2 separate regions of the Mus musculus genome follow, and region 1 is linked to region 2. Evidence: chromatin loops called from intact Hi-C (ENCODE). Cell type or tissue: heart. All regions are shown on one strand. Links, peaks and the distances in the headings refer to the core of each region. The heading gives the core; the rest is flanking DNA.

The links. A loop is a pair of places that touch in the nucleus more often than their neighbours do. Peaks named below come from ENCODE experiments on the same cell type or tissue, not always from the same donor. Only the 100,000 strongest peaks of a DNase experiment are listed, where the experiment ranks them.
Region 1: it touches region 2 in a loop (2.5-fold over the local background); 1 of 42 quality-filtered maps calls a loop at or near these places.

The regions. Positions count from the first base shown.
Region 1 is chr2:157,734,746-157,740,120 of GRCm38, forward strand. It overlaps Ctnnbl1 (catenin, beta like 1), which reads left to right and starts at 2,656. Exons shown (of 16, transcript NM_025680.4): 1 at 2,656-2,814. The coding sequence starts at 2,785. In heart, for the core only: a CTCF peak has its summit at 2,575; a DNase peak (open chromatin) is centred at 2,646; H3K4me3 peaks cover 1,427 bases; H3K27ac peaks cover 1,110 bases.
Region 2 is chr2:157,364,358-157,369,732 of GRCm38, forward strand. Manbal (mannosidase, beta A, lysosomal-like) reads left to right here and starts at 3,237. Exons shown (of 3, transcript NM_026968.3): 1 at 3,237-3,283. Gm39974 (a long non-coding RNA gene) reads right to left here and starts at 824. Exons shown (of 3, transcript XR_866905.1): 1 at 1-824. In heart, for the core only: no CTCF peak of the experiment used is centred there; DNase peaks (open chromatin) are centred at 2,584 and 3,254; H3K4me3 peaks cover 1,902 bases; H3K27ac peaks cover 1,357 bases.

The DNA.
Region 1 (5,375 bases), core at 228-5,227, 370 kb after region 2:
TGCCTTGAAAGCCTGAAGACCTCAGTTTGAAACCCTAAACCCGTGTAAAGCCAGGCATGATAGCGCGCACCTGTAATCCCAAGGCTTTGTGCTGAGATGGGAGCTGGAGACAGCGGAATCTCCAGAAGCATGTGCCTCCTACTGAGAGATCCGTATGCCCCTGCTTCTGGAGTGCTAGGATTAAAGGGGTGCACCATCACACCTGGCCCTGACCTTTTCTTTAACTCATTTTCATAAATTGGCAGCTTAGCTGGGTGGGATCTTGCTATGAAGCCACTGCTCCCTTCATTCCATTTAACATCAAGATTAAAAAAAAATTATCTCCTTGAATAGAGGATTTAGCTCCACTCTACTTCTTGCTGTCCCATTTCTCCTTGAACAGTCTCTAGGCCACACACTAACATTCTTCTCCATTGAAACCTCTTGAGGCAGGTCCCCATAGGTTCAAATCACTCCAGGTACCACTATCTTCCATGTTCCTACTAAGATGGCCCATTAAGCCCCACTTAAAGCATTCAACTGCTTTTCTAATCCAAAATCCCAAAGTCTGCACTCCTCCAAACCAAAGCATGGTCAGGCTTATCACAGCAATACCCCAGTCCCTGGCACCTACCTTAGTCAGGGTTTTATTGTTGTGAAGAGATACTATGACCATGGCAACTCTTATACAAAGGTTTCTTTGGGGCTGGCTTACAGTTCAGAGGTTTAGTCCATTATGGTTATGGTGGGAAACATGGCATTGTGCAGACAGACATGGTGCTGGAGAAGGAGCTGAGAGTTCTATATCTCGATCTGTAGCTAGCAGGGAGAGACAGTGATACAATAGCCAGGCTTGAGCTTCTGAAACCTCAAAACCTACTCCCTAGTGACACACCTTTCCAACAAAGCCACACCTCCTCTAACAAGGCCACACCTCCTAATAGTGCCACTCCCTATGGGCCCATGGGGGCCATTTTTATTCAAACCTCCAGACTGGGCTTTTGCAAATCTGCCTATTGAAGCTGACTGAGGCAAGGCACAAACTAGAAAATAGTTCTGTTCATGGTTACCTTTATTCTGTCCTGCCTCTCTGGAGGTCACAATCTACACTTAATTGAAAGGGAGGGGAAGGACATGCAAATGAACTCTGTAAAAAGCAGTTTACATTGGCTACTCTTTAAAAACAAAAACCCAATCAGAAAGCATCCCTGTTTTGACGATCTCAACAACTTCCCAAAGTAGATAACATAAAATCCACTCTCCTTAACAACACTCACAAAGCCCACGGTGAAACCTTCTCTGTCATGCGTTGTTCTGGGCTTTGAAGATTCGAGGGTGAGGTTGACAAACTCAATCCCAACTTTTAGAGAGTTTGGAGTCCAATTAATGAGGCTGTCAAAACATAAAATGTCAACCATCAAGTACAAAATGACAGATTGAGTCTGTGAACAGTAGAGGAAGTGCTAACAGAGAGAATAATGAGGAGAGGTTGTGGCAGTTTGAGGAATAACAATTTTCTTATGTGTAGTTGGAGGTAGTTGAATGGGGTTTCTGGATGGTGTCTGTTGTAATCCCAGAAGAGGAACGCCTTGACTATCTCTCAATAATGGGCAAATTCCTTCCCCAGGAACCAACCTTTATATATATATAAATGTGTGTATGCGTGTGCTTGTGGGTCTGCACAGAGACCAGAAGAGAGCACCAGATCCCCCAGAACTGGAGTTACAGGCAATTGTGAGCTGTCCAGCATGGGTGCTGGGAACGGAAGTAGACGTCTAGAGAGCAGTAAATGGTTCTAAGCGCTGAGCCATGTCTCCAGACCCCCAGACCCTTTAATACAGCTTGGGTAGACAGGAGATCTTCCAGTTGCCACTGGGTCTTGTGTTAGTGAATACAAAGAAGCCTGGGGGAAAAAAACAAACATGATATCAATGGTTTCTCAGCCACCTATGGCCGGAAGCCATTTTGTAAGCCCAGGGGAAGCATAATGGGAACCCCAAAATGAAATCCACATATACAATTTCAGTATATCTACTAAGTACGCTTAACAAATGAGAGGAAAGTCAAATTCATTTCATAATATATCTTCCTTTACCCAGTAAGTGAAAAAAAAAAAAGGAACCAGTTCAAGTACGAAAAATCCACTGTGCATTTGATTAACACTTAACATCTTTATTAGGACTAGGCACACTTCAAGTGCCCCAGAGCCACATGTGACTAACTATGGGGCGCATAATTTCAAACCTCAGCTCCTTCCTCTCCCTCTTTCCCTCCCTCTTCTCTCCCTGTAGCCCTAGCTGTCCTGGAACTCGTTTCTGTAGACGAGGCTGTCCTCGAACTCAAAACATATGCCTGCGGAGCTCTGCCTGCCTCTGCTTCCCCAGTGCTGGGATTAAAGGCATTCAACACCACCAACAGGCCAACTTCAATTATCTGTGAAATGAGAATGAAAGAACAAAAGTGCCAGTCTCTGGAAGCTCTTTAAGGTTACCCACGAAATGCCAAGCACTCTGCTCTACTCTTGGATAACGGCCTCGCTTTTAGGTTCATCCCCTAAGTATCCGCCCCTTTCCCCGCCCCTTCAGGTTACAGGCGGAAGCAGAATTGTCAAAACGCGGCGCGCTTTACGGCAGCGCGTCCTTTTACGGCAGTGTGGCGGGCTCACCGGCCACGCGCTCTTTTACTCTATTGGTTCTGGGGCCTGGCGCTTTACGGCAGTGTGTCAGGAAAAGCCTCTGAGCGGCCCGTGGTTCGGGAGTTGAGTGGAGGCAACCAGGGTACCCTGTGCTGATTGGGTCCGGAACCATGGACGTGGGCGAACTTTTAAGCTACCAGGTAAGAGCAGTTGGCGAGGCCGGAGGGCTCCTCATCCTCGCTCGGGTAGCAGGGACAGAGTCCCGTCATCTTGCCTCCCCTCGGTCCCTGGCCCTCACTTCTCATGTCACCCGGGCTTGCATCCTGTCATTGCACTTCACTCCCCTAAGCCCTCTGGACCCTTTCGACCCCTTCCTTCTCCAGACCTGAGCCTTGTGATTTCTGTTCCCCACCCGGTAGCCCTCAGCTCCTCTTCCGTCTCGTTTCTACCAATTCACAGGGCTTGGGGAGACAGTTGTGAAGACCCCCGCCCCCCCCCCCCCCCCGGTGTTGAGCCTCAGTTTCTTTACCAAGTGTCAGTGTAGCTTTGGAGAAGTCTTTCTCCCGTCACGGAGTCTCAATTCTTCTTTTAAAATCTATAAAGTGGATGGATGTATGTGAAAGGTCATTTGAAAGTGCAGAAACCTGTGCCCACGTTCCCTGCTATTGTTAAGCTGTTTGGAAGACGGAGCTTGGAATGGGTCGGTAAGAGACCTCTCGACCTCCTTGCTCAGGGTGCTTGTGAGGAACGGGTGACCCAGAGAGAAGAAAGGACTCTCTTGAGGTCACTCAACAGTTACAAAGCTCAAGTGTCCAGACTCCCAACTCAGAGTTTTGTCCCTCTTTTGACTGCCTAACGAGGCTTCTTGTGTCCATCTTTGTTTTCATTAGCTGCAATAGGCGTTGGGACCCATAAACTGTAATTATTCTGAATTAGGAAGTACTGTAATTGTAAATCACACTTCATTTTAAAGACTTAGTATGAAAAAGGTAGTATTTTTATATTGATCACAGATCCTTGATCATATTGATTGAATATGTATGAGGCCATAATATGATGGAGCAGACTTTGGGTGATGGATGAAATAAAAAGTGGGTAAGCCAACCTTATCCACTTGCATTTTGTTCAAGGTGTGATGTTTTAAAAGTGATAGCTTTGCAGTCAAGAGTAGGCAGTGAGAACCTGTGAACTTGAGTTTAAAAGTGATAGCTCTAGGCCGGGCGTGGTGGCTCGTGCCTTTAATCCCAGCACTTGGGAGGCAGAGGCAGATGGATTTCTGAGTTTGAGGCCAGCCTGGTCTACAGAGTGAGTTCCAGGACAGCTAGGGCTATACAGAGAAACCCTGTCTCTAAAAAAAAAAAAAAAAAAAAACTCAAAAAACCCCCAAAACCAACAACAACAAAAAAGTGATATCTCTGCAGGCCAGAGTAGGCGGTAAGAACCTGTGAACCTGAGCTGTTAGCCATGGCTGCCTTGAATCTCAGTGCCTGAAAGTTGGGAGGGAGGCAGCGGCCAGTGGGTCACTGAGTTCCAGGCCAGCCAGGGGTACATACTGAGACACCCCACCACCACTACAATAAAATAAAATAAAAGGCCTGGATTTGGAGCCCCAGGTTGCCTTCCATGCCTTTTGCCTTACTAACTAGTTGTTGTAATCTTGAACAGATACCTCATGGTACCGACCTTATGGTCGGTTGTGAAGAAAGTTCTTCTTCTGGTAAGAGTCTGTTAAGAAGCTGGCGCCTTTAATCCCAGCACTTGGGAGGCAGAGGCAGGTGTATCTCATTGAGTCCGAGGCCAGCCTGGTCTACAGAGGACAGCCAAGGCTACACAGAGAGACTCTGTCTTGAAAAACCAAAAAATAAAAGCAAACCAAAATGAAAGAACAACAAAAAGCCTAGCTATGTCTGGTGGTTGGTGATTCACACCTTTAGTCCCAGCATTTGGGAGGAGGCAGAGGCAGGCGGATTTCTGAGTTTGAGGCCAGCCTCGTCTACAGAGTGAGTTCCAGGACAGCCAGGGTCTCACAGAGAAATCGTGTTCAGAAACCAAACCAAACCAAAAGAAAAGAAAAAAGAAAAGAGAAAAAAAAAGCAGTGTTAGGCCAATGTTTGTTGCAGTTAAAACAGCCCATAAATACTAATATTGGTAGTTATTTCCTTTAGCCAATATATACAACACTGACCCCGTAGATGGAGACTCCAGGCCTGATGAGAAAGAATACATTAAAAGAAAAAAAGGGAAAGAATACATAAGCAACAGATAACAGATGCGAGGCCATAATAGTTTTCTCTTTAAGATATGTAATTGGTGATGAAACAAGAAAGATGGTGGGAAGGTCACCGATGAGTGCTCGTCTGGGAGTTCTGGGCTGGCTAGTCCAGTCCATTGTTTCAGATGTGGAGCAACACTACCAGAAGGGGCCCATTCTTTGGTTACAGATATTTATTGACCATCTACTGTGTGCAATGCACTTGGTCCACTGAGCATATGATGTGGAAAGAAATGAGACAAGGCTCTTGCTTTTGTGTGAAAAGGCAAATATGGTGGGGGAGTCACCAGAGAATAACTAAGGAAGTAAACAAGAACTTCAGATGGCTGGACGTGTTGTGAGGGAGTGCAGCAGGGTCCGCCGCGGACATGTGAGCATACGTGGTGGCTGTTGTGCACATGGCTAGTGCACGTCAAAAGGGGGGCCCATCTGCATCAAGTTCTTTCTTATGTGTAAAGTGCACCCTGCATCTCACAGCCTTATTGTGGA
Region 2 (5,375 bases), core at 212-5,211:
GCTGGAGTCCTCTAGGTACCTCCAGAGAGTAAGAAGGAGGCTGTGCCTGCAGCAGCCACACTGGGCGTTTCTTTTTACATTTGGAGACAGATAGTAACGGGTTTCAGAGTACATGTGTTAGCATGTACCTACATCACCCGTATCAGCGTATTTCCCATATTACCTGTAGTAACATGCCAGGGCTGGCCGTACATGTCACACACTAGGTGACTTGAGCAGCAGACATTTATTAGTTCCAGCAGCCAGGAGCGTGAAACCAAGTAGTCTGATGGCACTCGGGAAGGCTTACGAAATCTGTTCTACAGCCATCTCGGCTCCCAGGGCTTGACGGTGGAATTTTGGTGTTTCTTGACCTATAGGAGCATCCCTCCATGTTTGCCTTCATCTCCACATGACATCCTCATGTGTGCATCTGTGTCCAAATCCACTTCTTTTTAGATTAGATTTCAGCATTCATCCTATTGACCTCATTTTTCTCTTAAAATATATATTTGTGTGTGTGTGTGTGTGTGTATGTGTGTGCGCACATATGTCTGCATGTTGTGGGAAGGGAAACATATGCTATGACATACATGTGGAGGTCAGAGAACAACTTAGTGGAGTAGGTTCTCTCTTATTTTTATGTGTTTTCTGGGGATAAAACTTAGGCTACCAGGCACATGCACGTATGCAGCAGCATCTTGACTAAATACACCATCTCCTTGGCCCTCTTTTGTTTGTTTGAGACTGGATTGCTTTATTTAGTCCTGGCTCTTGCTACGTAGACCAGGCTGGCTTGGAACTTGGAGTTCCTTCTGCCTTTGCCCCTCCAGTGTTGGGATTAAGTGTGCACCTCCATATCCATCTCTCTCTCTCTCTCTCTCTCTCTCTCTCTGTCTCTGTGTCTTTTGACAAGGTTTCTCTGTGTGTCCTGGCTGTCCTGGAACTTACTTTGTAAAACCTTGCTGACCTCGAACTCACAGAAATCTGTTGGTCTTTGCCTCCCAAGTGCAGAGATTTCAGGTGTGAGCCACCATGTCCAGCTGATTTACTTTTATGAAAATCCTCACTCCGTAACTTAGTAAAGCTCATTTCCTATCACGACAATGAATACAGCAAAAGGTGGCAGACCTCATGGTCTATATGGCCTCCAAAGAGTAAAAAGGCCCGGATCACCAACCCCAGGAAGCACAGGAGAGGGAGAGGCCCTAGGCTGCTGAGGAGTCCCTGTCCCAACTCAGCCCCAGCACTAAGACCCATCACAGTTTCTATCCTAGACCCGTGGAAGAAGGGGAGGGGCTTAGGGAGCCCTATTCTCTTGAACACCGTCCATAAGGTTCACTGCAACCCCTTCCCCCACAAAAATCCTGCCTCCAAATAGAATCACATTCTGGAACAGTAGAGGTTAAGTTCTGATATATCTTTGAATAGAGGGTAAAGAATTCATAAAACATCTTTTTTTTTTCTGGGTGTGGTTGCTCACACCTTTAATCTCAGCATTAGGGAGACAGAGGTAGACGTATCTCTGTGAGTTCAAAGCTAACCTGGTCTATATATCTATATAGAGAGTTCCAGGCCAGCTAGGATGACACTGTGAGACCCTGTCTCAAAAATAAAAAACGCTCAAGCAAAAATGACTGTCTTTATCTATCCATACATATTGGGCACTTTTAGGGCAAGTCCTGTATTAAATATTTGTTCTCTCCAGACCATATATATGTGTGTGTGTGTGTGTGTGTGTGTGTGTGTGTGTGTATGTATATATAATATAACATAACATATATAATATATATAATGTTTTGTCTGCATGTATGTATTTGTATCACATGTGTGCTTGGTACACAGAGACCAGAAGAAAGCTTCTGGTTTCCTGACATTGGTGTTATAAAGGATTTTGTGCCATTATGTGGGTGCTAGGAACCAAGCCCAGGTTCTTTTGGAAGAGCAGCAGACACACTTAACCACTGAGCCTCTCTCCAGTCCCTAGTTACTCGTTTGTTGCTGTTAGGCTCCGATAGAAGAAACTTTGCAAGTTTGTTTTGGCTTGGGTTGTCGATGACCGTCTATGTCTACCATTGGGAGGACCTCACAGCAGCAGGAGTTTGGAGCAGCACGCTTGAGGATTCTGCCTCAGAAGTAGAAAAGAAAAAGGAAAAAACAAAAACAAAAAACCAAACAACCCAAAATCCATCTACACAATTGATTTTGAGGCTGGGCATGGCTCAGTGAGTGAGAGTGCTTATTGACTAAACATGAAGGTCTCAAAGACCCAAAGTAAAAAGCCAGGCATGGTCACTCATACATCTTTAACGCCAGTCCAAGGCAGAGGAGAGGAGAGGATGGATACGGGATCCCTGCGGCTTTCCCTATCTCAAGGGAATAAGGTGGACTATAATAGAGCAAGACACGTGATATACTCTGGCCTCAGCAGCCATAGGTACATGCATGTGAGTGCATATGCCACACCCGTACCCACACCAATACCCACCCGTGGCACACATAATTAAAGGATTTAGGGGTCAGGGCCACATCAGCTGACCTAGAGATAGTTTATCTGGCTGCCAAGCTGAGTTCGTTGGCTGGAGGCTTGATAACTGCCCACGTGAATCTCACTCTGCGGGACTTCCCAGGAATGATCAAGAGCGAGGAAAGAGGAAGTCACAATGTTTTTCTGTCTTAATCTCGGAACTCAAGCTCAGTATTTCCCCAAAATTCTATGGGTCACATTGGTCAGCGTGGGAGACTGTGAAGGCTTGACTATCAGGCACCAATCACATCACTGCCCATTAAACTCCATTCCTAACTGGTCTGCCGCACTTATTTCAATGCTGATTTTTGCCTTCCAAACATTTATCGCATTAAGGATTCCCTATCTATTATGTGACTTACTGACTATAAACTCCATGGAAGCAGAGATGTTCACTGGTCTCTTTTTAATTTATTATGGTGATTTGTTTTTGTCTGAATTATAGCATGGTAATGTTTGTCCTACCCCTTATATTGTAGATTTCTGGCTCAGACTTAGAACTGAGTTCTAAACTGGGGGGAGACCGGCTGTAATCAGGAGAATTGCCCCCAGTTCGAGGCCAGTCAGAGCTACACTGTTGAGACCCTGTCTCAAATCAAATAAAAAATTCATTAAAGCTTCAACCTTCGGTGTCTAATTAGGGGAGAGCAGGAGGAAGACGGCGAGGAAGCGGTGGACCTGGTAAAACCCGCTGAGCGGAATCTGCTGCTGCTCCCAGCACATCGCTTCCGGGTCACGAGGGATCACTTCCGGTGCGGCGGCGCGGCGTTCCGGGAGGTAAGTATTGAGGCTCGGATAACCCGGCCGAGGCTTCCCGGCGGGCGGGATCGGGGCGGCGTTGCGGGTTACAGCGGCTTCCGGGGTTGCGGAGGGCAGTTATCTGTAAAGGCAGTCTGCGTTCCGAGGAGACTGGGGCCCTCGCGAGGGTTGTGCAGGGCCAGGGCCCAGCCTGCCCTGCGCCGGGACCAGCCGGGGCTTGGCTTGTCGGGTGTGCCCTGGATGGCTGTGTTACCTCGGGCATCTCGATCTTCCTCTCCCGGTCACTTTCCTTCCCCGCAGAAGGCTCCCTTGGGCCTGTGCGGAGGATGCGAAGGCCGGGAGCGTATCAGTGCTTAGTTGCAGTGTGTGCTTGAGAGAAAACTGCCAGAGAAAGGGATGGGGAATGCGATAGCCTCCCCGGTGTCTGCGGTTCCAGTGACCTGACACCTGGAAATAGAAAGTGGAAGACTCCAGAAACAAACCGCGCATGGCTTTGAATTTGTGTGTTTTGAGTAGCTCAGTAGTGGAGACTCACCCAGCGTGCTTGAGTCCCATGTTCAGACCCCAGAACTGTTCTTCCCGGCCCTAAGATAGTAGCACGATGAAGTTTTACCTCTTCCTGCTTTACACGTAGGTCATCGTCTTGCTTGGCGTATCCCTCTGTATACGCTACCCCCTCATTAGTCACGTAGGACAGCTGCCTGTGTAACCCTCATATCAGCACAAGAGTAGTAATGATAGCCTTTGGGGTTTGCTGAAAAAGGTGCTATTTTAAACAGCCTTTTTTTTTTTTTTAAAGGAAGATTCTTAGGCTAAAGTTGCTAAGCTATTTGGTGAGAACAAAATTTTTGTTGTTTTTCCAAGACAGGGTTTCTCTGTGCAGCCCTGGCCATCCTGGAGGAGCTCTGTGGGTTGGAGGCTAGCCTGGTCTACAGAATAAGTTCCAAGTCAACCAAAGCTACACAGAGAAACCCTGTCTCGAAAAAAAAAAAATCAAAATTAAAAATCAGAGCTGGTGATATGGCTGAGTTGGAAGAGGGCTTACCCAGCGTGTAAAAGCCTTGGTTTTTATCCCTTGCATCCTAAGTCTGGGGGTGGGGCAGAGCATGCCTATACTGTTCTGGGCTGCATAGCAAATTTGAGGGCTCCATGGGAACTTTGCTGAAACATCAATAAGTGGTAGTTTTGTTTTTGAACCTCACATTGCCAAGGTTACAGCCATAGTGTGTAGTAAATGTTTACTTAGTTAGGATAGAGATGGCATCGAATTTGTGAGTAGAAACGGACAAAGACTGCCTTACGCTATGTGAAGGCTTCAGCCAGGCCTCCCCTGAAACAAGAGCACAAAGCCACTTCCTGGGAATAAGGGATGGTCACACAGGTTAGGGATGGATTCGTTCTGAAACCAAAATCTCCATAGCGGACGTCACTGCCAGTGTGGAGGTCTCTGCTATAGTCCCAGCAGAAGAACACATGAAGGCAGTTTTGAAGTGCCAGCAAGTGGGGAATTGGAAGGCATGTGATGATGCAGCGCCAGCAGTGTGGACGTCATCAAATGTTGCCAGTGTGTTTCAAATTCTATGTGCCCCAAAGGACACCATTATTAACTATGATACTGGGATGGAACAGAGCATTAAAGCCACCCATGTGATCCCTTAAGGACCATATTCCCTGCAATCATTATTGATAGAATTAATAACTTCAGATTAATATGCCATTAAAATATTTCTTTATTTTTAGACAGGGTTTCAGTTTTGGCTGGCCTGGAATTCAGCATACAGACCAGACTGGTTTAGAACTCAAAGAGATCTGTCTGTCTCCCTAGTGTTGGGATAGAAACTGTATTCTGTCCCAAGCAACTGCAGCGTCTTCTTGAAAGGTTTTATTAACTGAAGTTTTTAGGGTAAAAGACTTGGCTCTGACAGTGCCAACGAGCTAGATTTGGCTACTGATTGCTAATATTTTAGTTAATGAGATAACTAGCAGTGAAGATCAGAAAAGAGATGTATTCGGTGTGCCCGCATTGGAAAAAGGAACAAATAATAGGATCCTCTGGCTTCCAAGTCCCTCCCCAAGATTCTGTCATGGAGTTTAGGCTTGAATAGAGGTG